3 separate regions of the Mus musculus genome follow, and regions 1 and 3 are each linked to region 2. Evidence: chromatin loops called from intact Hi-C (ENCODE). Cell type or tissue: left cerebral cortex. All regions are shown on one strand.

The links. Hi-C counts contacts between places; a loop is a spot of excess contacts. Peaks named below come from ENCODE experiments on the same cell type or tissue, not always from the same donor. Only the 100,000 strongest peaks of a DNase experiment are listed, where the experiment ranks them.
Region 1: a loop joins it to region 2, with 6 times the contacts of the local background. A loop is called at or near these places in 6 of 42 quality-filtered maps.
Region 3: it touches region 2 in a loop (8-fold over the local background); 3 of 42 quality-filtered maps call a loop at or near these places.

Annotation. Positions count from the first base shown.
Region 1 is chr12:49,950,659-49,953,158 of GRCm38, reverse strand. No RefSeq gene overlaps it. Among named protein-coding and RNA genes, the nearest start is that of Gm40418, 170 kb to the left of the region's middle. In left cerebral cortex, a CTCF peak has its summit at 1,197; DNase peaks (open chromatin) are centred at 60, 1,188 and 1,926; H3K27ac peaks cover 2,386 bases.
Region 2 is chr12:50,110,662-50,113,161 of GRCm38, reverse strand. Gm40419 (a long non-coding RNA gene) reads left to right here. Exons shown (of 3, transcript XR_872736.2): 2 at 799-881. Among named protein-coding and RNA genes, the nearest start is that of Gm40418, 8.4 kb to the left of the region's middle. In left cerebral cortex, a CTCF peak has its summit at 1,294; DNase peaks (open chromatin) are centred at 1,332, 1,643, 1,737, 2,037 and 2 more places; H3K4me3 peaks cover 1,066 bases; H3K27ac peaks cover 2,342 bases.
Region 3 is chr12:49,738,787-49,741,286 of GRCm38, reverse strand. No RefSeq gene overlaps it. Among named protein-coding and RNA genes, the nearest start is that of Gm25015, 160 kb to the right of the region's middle. In left cerebral cortex, no CTCF peak of the experiment used is centred here; DNase peaks (open chromatin) are centred at 778 and 1,108; H3K4me3 peaks cover 932 bases; H3K27ac peaks cover 1,282 bases.

The DNA of each region.
Region 1 (2,500 bases), 160 kb after region 2:
TCAAGAGACCTTCCTTTGCTATTAGTAGCATATGATAGTTCTTCCTTCATCCTGGAGAGGATGGGAAGCCGATGGTAAAATACGACTGACTCCAAGAAACATTTCTTAGAGTGAAACATTCCCCTTTCAGCATTTTTTTTTTACAGCTCTACTCGATATAACACCCTGCGACAGAATTGGGAAGATCATCTCCAGCTCATATCCCATCAGGACTGTTTTCAGTATCCCCAATGCTTTGCCTTTATATCTAGCCCACGAGCCTTGACTTGCTCTTGCATTATTTCACGTTAATTGCTTTAATGTTTATTGCTACATTCAATCATAACATAATATGTGCACAGAGGTAACAATTACACAGTAAATTGTCCTTCCAAAGAGATGTCAAGATGGACATTGGTGGGTGGGGTGGGCAGAGGGTGATGATTTATAACTTATGTTGACATTTTGGGACAAAGCTGGTTCAATTTCTCTTGATTTCATTATAATACCTAATAATAATTTCTCTTTGTCTGTCATATAATTTGTCGTTATGATAACGGCTCAGCTAAAAAGTTCATGAGGCTGGGGGTCAATGGTTAAAGACAATTTTGAGCTTTATGTTTCTCCATTGCTACAGCAATACTGTATCATTCAAAATGGCATGTTGGTGGAAAGGAAACACTGCTATGCAAGTCTATAATTCTCACCCACTGTGAAACTAAATATCTCATTTAAAAACAGTTTTATACAAAGGCACTTGGCCTCTATATTTGTATACATGTATATTTTATCTAGATAACTATAAAGAAAGTATTTTGAAGCTGGACATGTTGGTACATGCCTGTGATTTTTGAATTAGAGATGCTGAGGCAGGAGGATCTTAAATTCTAAGCCAGCCTGGATGACATAGACTCTGAATCAAGAAAAGAAATATCAGTGTGACACTCTGTAGGGTAGTTTCCCGTTGTTATGATTACAAAATCCATCTCCCAGTGAACCATCCTACCCTGGGAGCTGCCCTTGAGCAGCTCCTTCACAGTTCACTTGTCAGTCGCACCGTGCTAATATTAAGAACTCTGCTAACCCTGACAAGCAGCAAGGCAACTCACCACTGACCCTGGCTGGGAATCAGGAAGCTGCAGTTCTATTCATGCCACAGAGCTGAAAGTATCTTTTGCTACTGGGGACTTGCCTTGCATCACGGATTGCTTGCTTGGCAGCATATGAGCCAGTAGGTGGAGTGCTTGCTAACAATAATTGAATACACAACTTTAACTTCAAATAAGTAGAAGCCACTTTTCCTGTTATAAATTGCTAAAATTATGCGTATGCTGATTTCTTTCTTCAGTTATAATTATTTGGAGGGAAAAAATTCACCAGAGCAGGGTTGAGATGAATGCAGGACTGTGGTTACATAGTAGAACTTAGAGGCAAACTGTGCCCAAGCTCATTGTATGGTGTAAGCATTATGTAAAAAGACGGTGTCTCAATCACTCAAGTGTGTTTGATTCAGTAAATAGATCTAAATATCTCTTGAAAAATTTTTTAGTATTCATGGTGTTCAAAGGACACACTACTATTGACATACTGTACAGGGAAAAGCTTAGATAGAATTAATTACACGTGTTAATAATCATAGTAAATTCAACACCTTTGGGAAGAAAAGTTGCAAGAGATGCTTCCAAAATAAAGTGTAACTTTCCTCTGAGAGTGCTTGTTTTCTTCCAAAAGAAGGCTTTCAAATGTATTTTAAAGCTACAGCTAGAGACTTGCTAACTGCATCACTCTAAATCTATCTATATCACACCTAAAGATGTTAAAGCAACATTTAGAACTCCAAGGAGAAAACAAGCAACAGAATTTAGAAAGCAGGAACCACATGGAAACAAGAAAAGTCTTCAGTCATTTTTTAAGAATGTGAGTTACATGATGTGGAAGATGAATATTTGAGAGTTTTAAAAAAGAACCTCATTCCTTATCGGGAACACTCGCATGCCACAATCCGTGGCTTGGGAAACCTGTAGTCTGCAGGGCTAGGAAAAAAATCATTTCATTTAAAGAGGCAACTGTACGATCTTCAAGGCGAACACTGCTGAACACTGAGCATTTCCCCTTTAACTTTTTCATCTCAAAATGATAAATTTTGCTAGAAATAAGATTTTAAGGCAAGATATCATGTTATATAGCCCAGCCTGGCTTTGACCTGTTATTCTGTCTTAACACTCCCCACCCCAGGCTATGATTGTCAACATTTGCCACCACAGTCATCATTCAAAGTAATTTCTATGAGGACTCAGTTGTCCCTTCAAGTGTCCCAGCATGTTCTCAACGCCCACTAAATTCTGGATAGATTTACATTTCAAATATGTAGCTTTTCCCCTTTAGGTAGACAGTGGAAGAATCAGAGTGCCTTGTTAAACAAAATGAAGCAGCCACAATTAATAACAAGTAAACTCCACCACATTCAACAGCTTTATTCCAAACAAATGATGACTACACACTCCACCGTTCAAGGGTGACC
Region 2 (2,500 bases):
GCTGTTTTTTTTTTACACATGCTAGACTCTTAAATAACAAACCAACACTATAGAATATGTCTCAGAGAGAAGCCTCACTATCATTCTGTGGACTAAGAAAAATATCTGCTTTAAAAAAAAAAAAACCAAAAAAAAACCAAAAACGTTTTTGCCATGTCCTTTTTAGTTTTTGAAAACAATTTAAAAATACTCAATCCCTTATGGTTCTTAAGAGCTCTTTACATTTGTACTTAATTAAAAACTCGGTAATGAAATAGGAGTACTGTTTATTATTTATCTAAAACTGTCAGTTGGTTAGATTTTTGTCCTCAAATTATCTGGAAGCATTAAATTATATGCTTTCCTAGGTAGTCAACAGACATGACTGGGATTGCCTTTAGGTGGTTTCCAGGCCAATTTGTTTACTGACTATTGCCTACTTATTTACATTTTTTATGTAATTTTTTTAAAGTCCTCTTAGTAAGGAACACTTCATATAAGAAGTTTGCAAAGCAATATCTTTAGTTTTCAAAAAAATCAGATAAAATGCAGGGTAATCTTTTTTTAACGAACTGTTAATAAAAATATTGCCCATTAATATTTTACAGATTAAAGAAATAAATCACCCTGCAACATATCATTAAAATGCACCGTTTTCCGGCGTGTCAGAAGTGCTGTTCAATTTTGTCTGGATTCATTAAAGCTCTCAGAGCATGAGTGTGTTGCCAACCGGAATGTGGGTGGCTGTAATGGCAGCCTGTAGGTTTGTATGGAAAACAAGCATGGTACTGTGAAAAAAATCCTTCTCTCACCCTACAGATACCTGTGCCGAGAGCTTGGAAGGCATTTCTATAGGCTCATTACGAGTGACTGTTAAAGTCCCCATTCACTGAGAAGCAAAGGTAAGTTTGAAAAAAAATGTATTGAGGAAACCGGAAAGGGGGTGGGGAGTGGGGTGGAATCACCTAAGATTGAAGCAGCCTAACCAAGTGACAGACACGTAGACAACTCCGATGCTGCCAGAACAACACTCTGCACAGCCCACCAGCAAGCAATTTGTCATAGCGACAAGAATATCCTCAGCAATTTGGCATCAGGGTCCTTGGACAGCCAACTGCGACTATACAGCACGAGTCGTGCTATTCCGCAACGTGAAGATAGAAACCAAGGTTCTCGTTATTATGTCCAAATGTGTTATTTTATGAAAAACATATCTTTTGTCATGATCAACATAGAGATAAAACCGTAGCAATTGATAATAGCTGGGGGCAAATAAAAAGAAATTGAGAAAAATACATCCTGGTATGTTTTTTGAGATGCCCCTAGTGTTGAGACTTCAGGATGTTTGCTTGATGTGTTCGGTCTTTATGGCAGGCTCCCACAGAGCTTCCAAGAAGTAATGAATCCATAGGTACAAGAATGAATTGGGAATGTTTGGCGAGGTAAATAACTTGCTTTTAGAAGTCTGTAGTCTTTTCTTGTTTTAGACTTTAGATCCTTGTATATGTGGTGGTGACTAACATGTTAGTTTAGTGCAAATCCTTTCTGATTGGTATGGTTTGAAATTAGGCAAAGAATTCAAGGTAAGTTGAGTTATAAAAGTGCAAAGGAAAGACTCTGTGCTCTTTATGTTCCTATCCTGGTAATCTATTGTAAAAGTGCAGTAAAGGAGAGAAGCCAGGAGCATAGGATAAAGGTACCAGATAAATAAGCACGGAGCATTCCCTTGCCAATTACTTGGCATCTTGCTTAGTAATTAATGCCACCGTAATGAAATAAAGTGGTAGGCACAAAGATTGGGCCTTTTGTGAACTCTATACAGAACCAAACACTCATAAAAATCTTGCTCAAAGCTAGCTTAGCTTGATTTTCTTCACAATCAAAACTCGCTAGAGAAAAAATTAGTATAAACCCAAAATGTGTGTGTATGTTTGTATGTGTATGTGTGTGTGTGTGTGTGTGTGTGTGTGTGTGTGTGTGTGTATGTGTGTGTGTTTTGAATGTATTATTTAAGGGTGACATCAGACAATTGTAGTATTGCTGCCTCCATCATATGGACAAGAACGTCCTTCATTCCCCAGACATTATGGAATCATGAACCCACTCTGCCAGAAGCAAATAACGTTATTTATTATTTGTTCTATGAAACACTTTCGGTAACCAATGCGTAAGTGGTTATAAGTGCCTTACAATGGATTTCCAAGATCTTATTCCTTCTTGTGCCCTATGAAACTTTTAGGAAATGATAAAAGCAGTCAAGGCTTAAATAACAATGAGGCTAATAGTACTAATGGATATTTTAAAATAAAAATATATAATTTAGTCATTTTTATATTTAAGATTTGTGCAAGACTAGAAAATATTCAACTAACATTATAATAATTTATAAACAATGAATTTATTAGATCTAACGCATTTATTACAATTCACTAAAACCACAACAGTAAGTTTTCCAATCTAGGTACAATAACTGAATAGTAGTCATGGTTTGGCGTTAGGGAATTAGAGAATGAGACATTTA
Region 3 (2,500 bases), 370 kb after region 2:
TGAGTTACTTCCTGTAGCAGTGGAAATTTATGAGCAGAAACGTGGCTTAGCCTGCCTTATTTTTTTATAGAAATATAGATGTGGTGCTTAAATACTTGTATATTTGTATACAAATTGTGTCACTGTATTCTTGTTTAGTTGCCTATATTTCAGAATCTAGTTAAATATGGATATTGATTTGAAATCAAAATTTTATTTACAACATTTAAAGTGACCTACAACTCAACTGCTAAGATTTCCCAAAATGTTCTTCCACATATTGTTATAAAAATAAAAATATGTCCAAGTTGTCATGGTTCACATGTACACAGTAATGCTTAATACTGAAATCTGTGACTAGAAATAGTATCTTAAACTACTGGATGTTTAATCCTCTGTCCTTTTTCGTTTGATTTTTTTAGATAAATTTTATACCTGATATAATGAGGTTGTAATATAATTGTTCATAAAATATTTACCTTTCCAGGAAAGTACCTAACTCTTTTTAAAAAATATCATCTGAAACAGTGTTAAACTATGCATTCTTTTTCTTGAAAGAGAAAAGAAAAGAAAATACCCAATTTCCAAAGTATTGGCTGCTGCCCCTAGGAAAGGGTCTGTAGCAGCAGGGTTTCTGAGTCCTTTGCTGCAATCTAAAATACAGCAGATTGGGCCCAGATTCCCACTTAAATGTCTTGGGTTAGAAAACTCGGGAGGTGAATCTTCCGTGAGGACACAGTATCCTAAACTCTGCTGCTTCACTGGCAGGAGATGGAGCCTGGCAGCGGAACGGGAGCCTGGGAGAAAATGGGTTTGAAAAATGTCTTGAACACGGCCGGGCATATATTATGAACAAAGATTAAGTACCACATACTTGCAATCTTCTCTTTCCAAAGAATGTGATATGAAACTTCTGATCTTAAAATAAAAGAAAAAAAAGTCTGCTTTAAATTTTTGTTTTTTAAAATTTTTTTCACTCCTTAACCGATACACGTTCAAATAATGCTGCCGCTCTGCTCGCAACACAGCCTGCTCATTTTCTGAGCTGGCAAACTGTAGCCTTGGCTCAGGGCTCCCTATCTTTGACCAGCCCCCACAGAGCCCAGAATCTTGCAAAATAATCTCTGACTAACTAATTACCAAGGAAATACCATTTTGAGTTTTTGTACCAATCAGGCAACAATCTGGTAGTGACTCTTCAGGCTTTGACATATAGAAACACTTAGCTGTGATTGCCTATGATGTCATGCGGGTGAGTGCGGCTGGGTTGTGCTCATCAGCCTGTTTACTTCAGGAGCTGATAAAGAAGAAAATCACTTCACTCTGTGATGATGAGTTTCCCTGTTTGACCTTTCCCAGCACCTGCAGGGAACGGATCATGCAGTGATCACACATGCCCCTTCACATGTGTACTGTCCCCCTAACACAGGCAGACCACGGCGTGTGAACCAAGTATTTAAAGACAAATGTAGCTACTGAGAAGTGTATATTTAAACCATAACACCTGTTTATTTTTCTAGCCTAAGATATCCGTGATTTTACAGCAATGGAGTTGCTTCAGCTTTTTCCAACTGAACTTAACCTTTCTGGATTTATTCTTAACACTGAGGCAACGATCTAAATTTTAGAAAAATTAGATCCAAATAACTGATGGCATTGTTTACCTTATCCTGGGGGAAAGAACCTAACGAAAAGCAAGAAGGGCTATTTTTATTAGGAGATTTATTTTTGTAATAAATCCATCAAATAGATTTATCTTACAGAGCACATCTACTGAAAAATTTCTCTTATTAAGTGTAGAAAACCTGCACCTCATCAAATCACTTCTGCCAGTTTCCCATACATACAGTAAATGATTTCAAAATTAACTGACTAGAACTCTTTGTTAAAATTTGTCATTTATCTATTAAAATTCTGTAACTTTTGTCAGACAATGTACTTAGCTCTGTAATAAGAGTCCCTGAAGATATGTGTGTGATTTGTCAAAAGAGAGACAAAAAGTGTAGAAAACTCTAAAATGTCAGTAATCAGGAGATTTAACAGACTTCAGTAAATTTACATAGAATGAATAGAAATCTTTGATATTAATAAACTTAGCTGGGGGATGGGGGGACAAAGAATGGTAATTTGAATATAATTTCCACTGTCACTTATTCCAAAATTAAAAATTATTATGGATAAATGTGCAAAAGATTTTTAATAACGTAAATGTAACTGTTGATCACTACCTCAGAACTTAAAACTGTGACTTGTTTTCTTAAGGAGACCAGTTAAGATTATGATTCTTTTGTATTTCTGTTCACATAAGGACTAATGTAAACTTAGTTATAGAGTACACGAGTGTCAGACAAAAGTGTGTTTCCCCCTTTTAGTGGCCTCTAGCAGAACAGGGGTGGGTTATCCCATAGACAGATGAACACTTCCTGACATCAGAGGCTGATCAATAACTAGATCATGTATAATTGCAACAACCTCAACAAAACAGAGTCCTAGAGTAATATGGATATGCAGTTTACTTTTA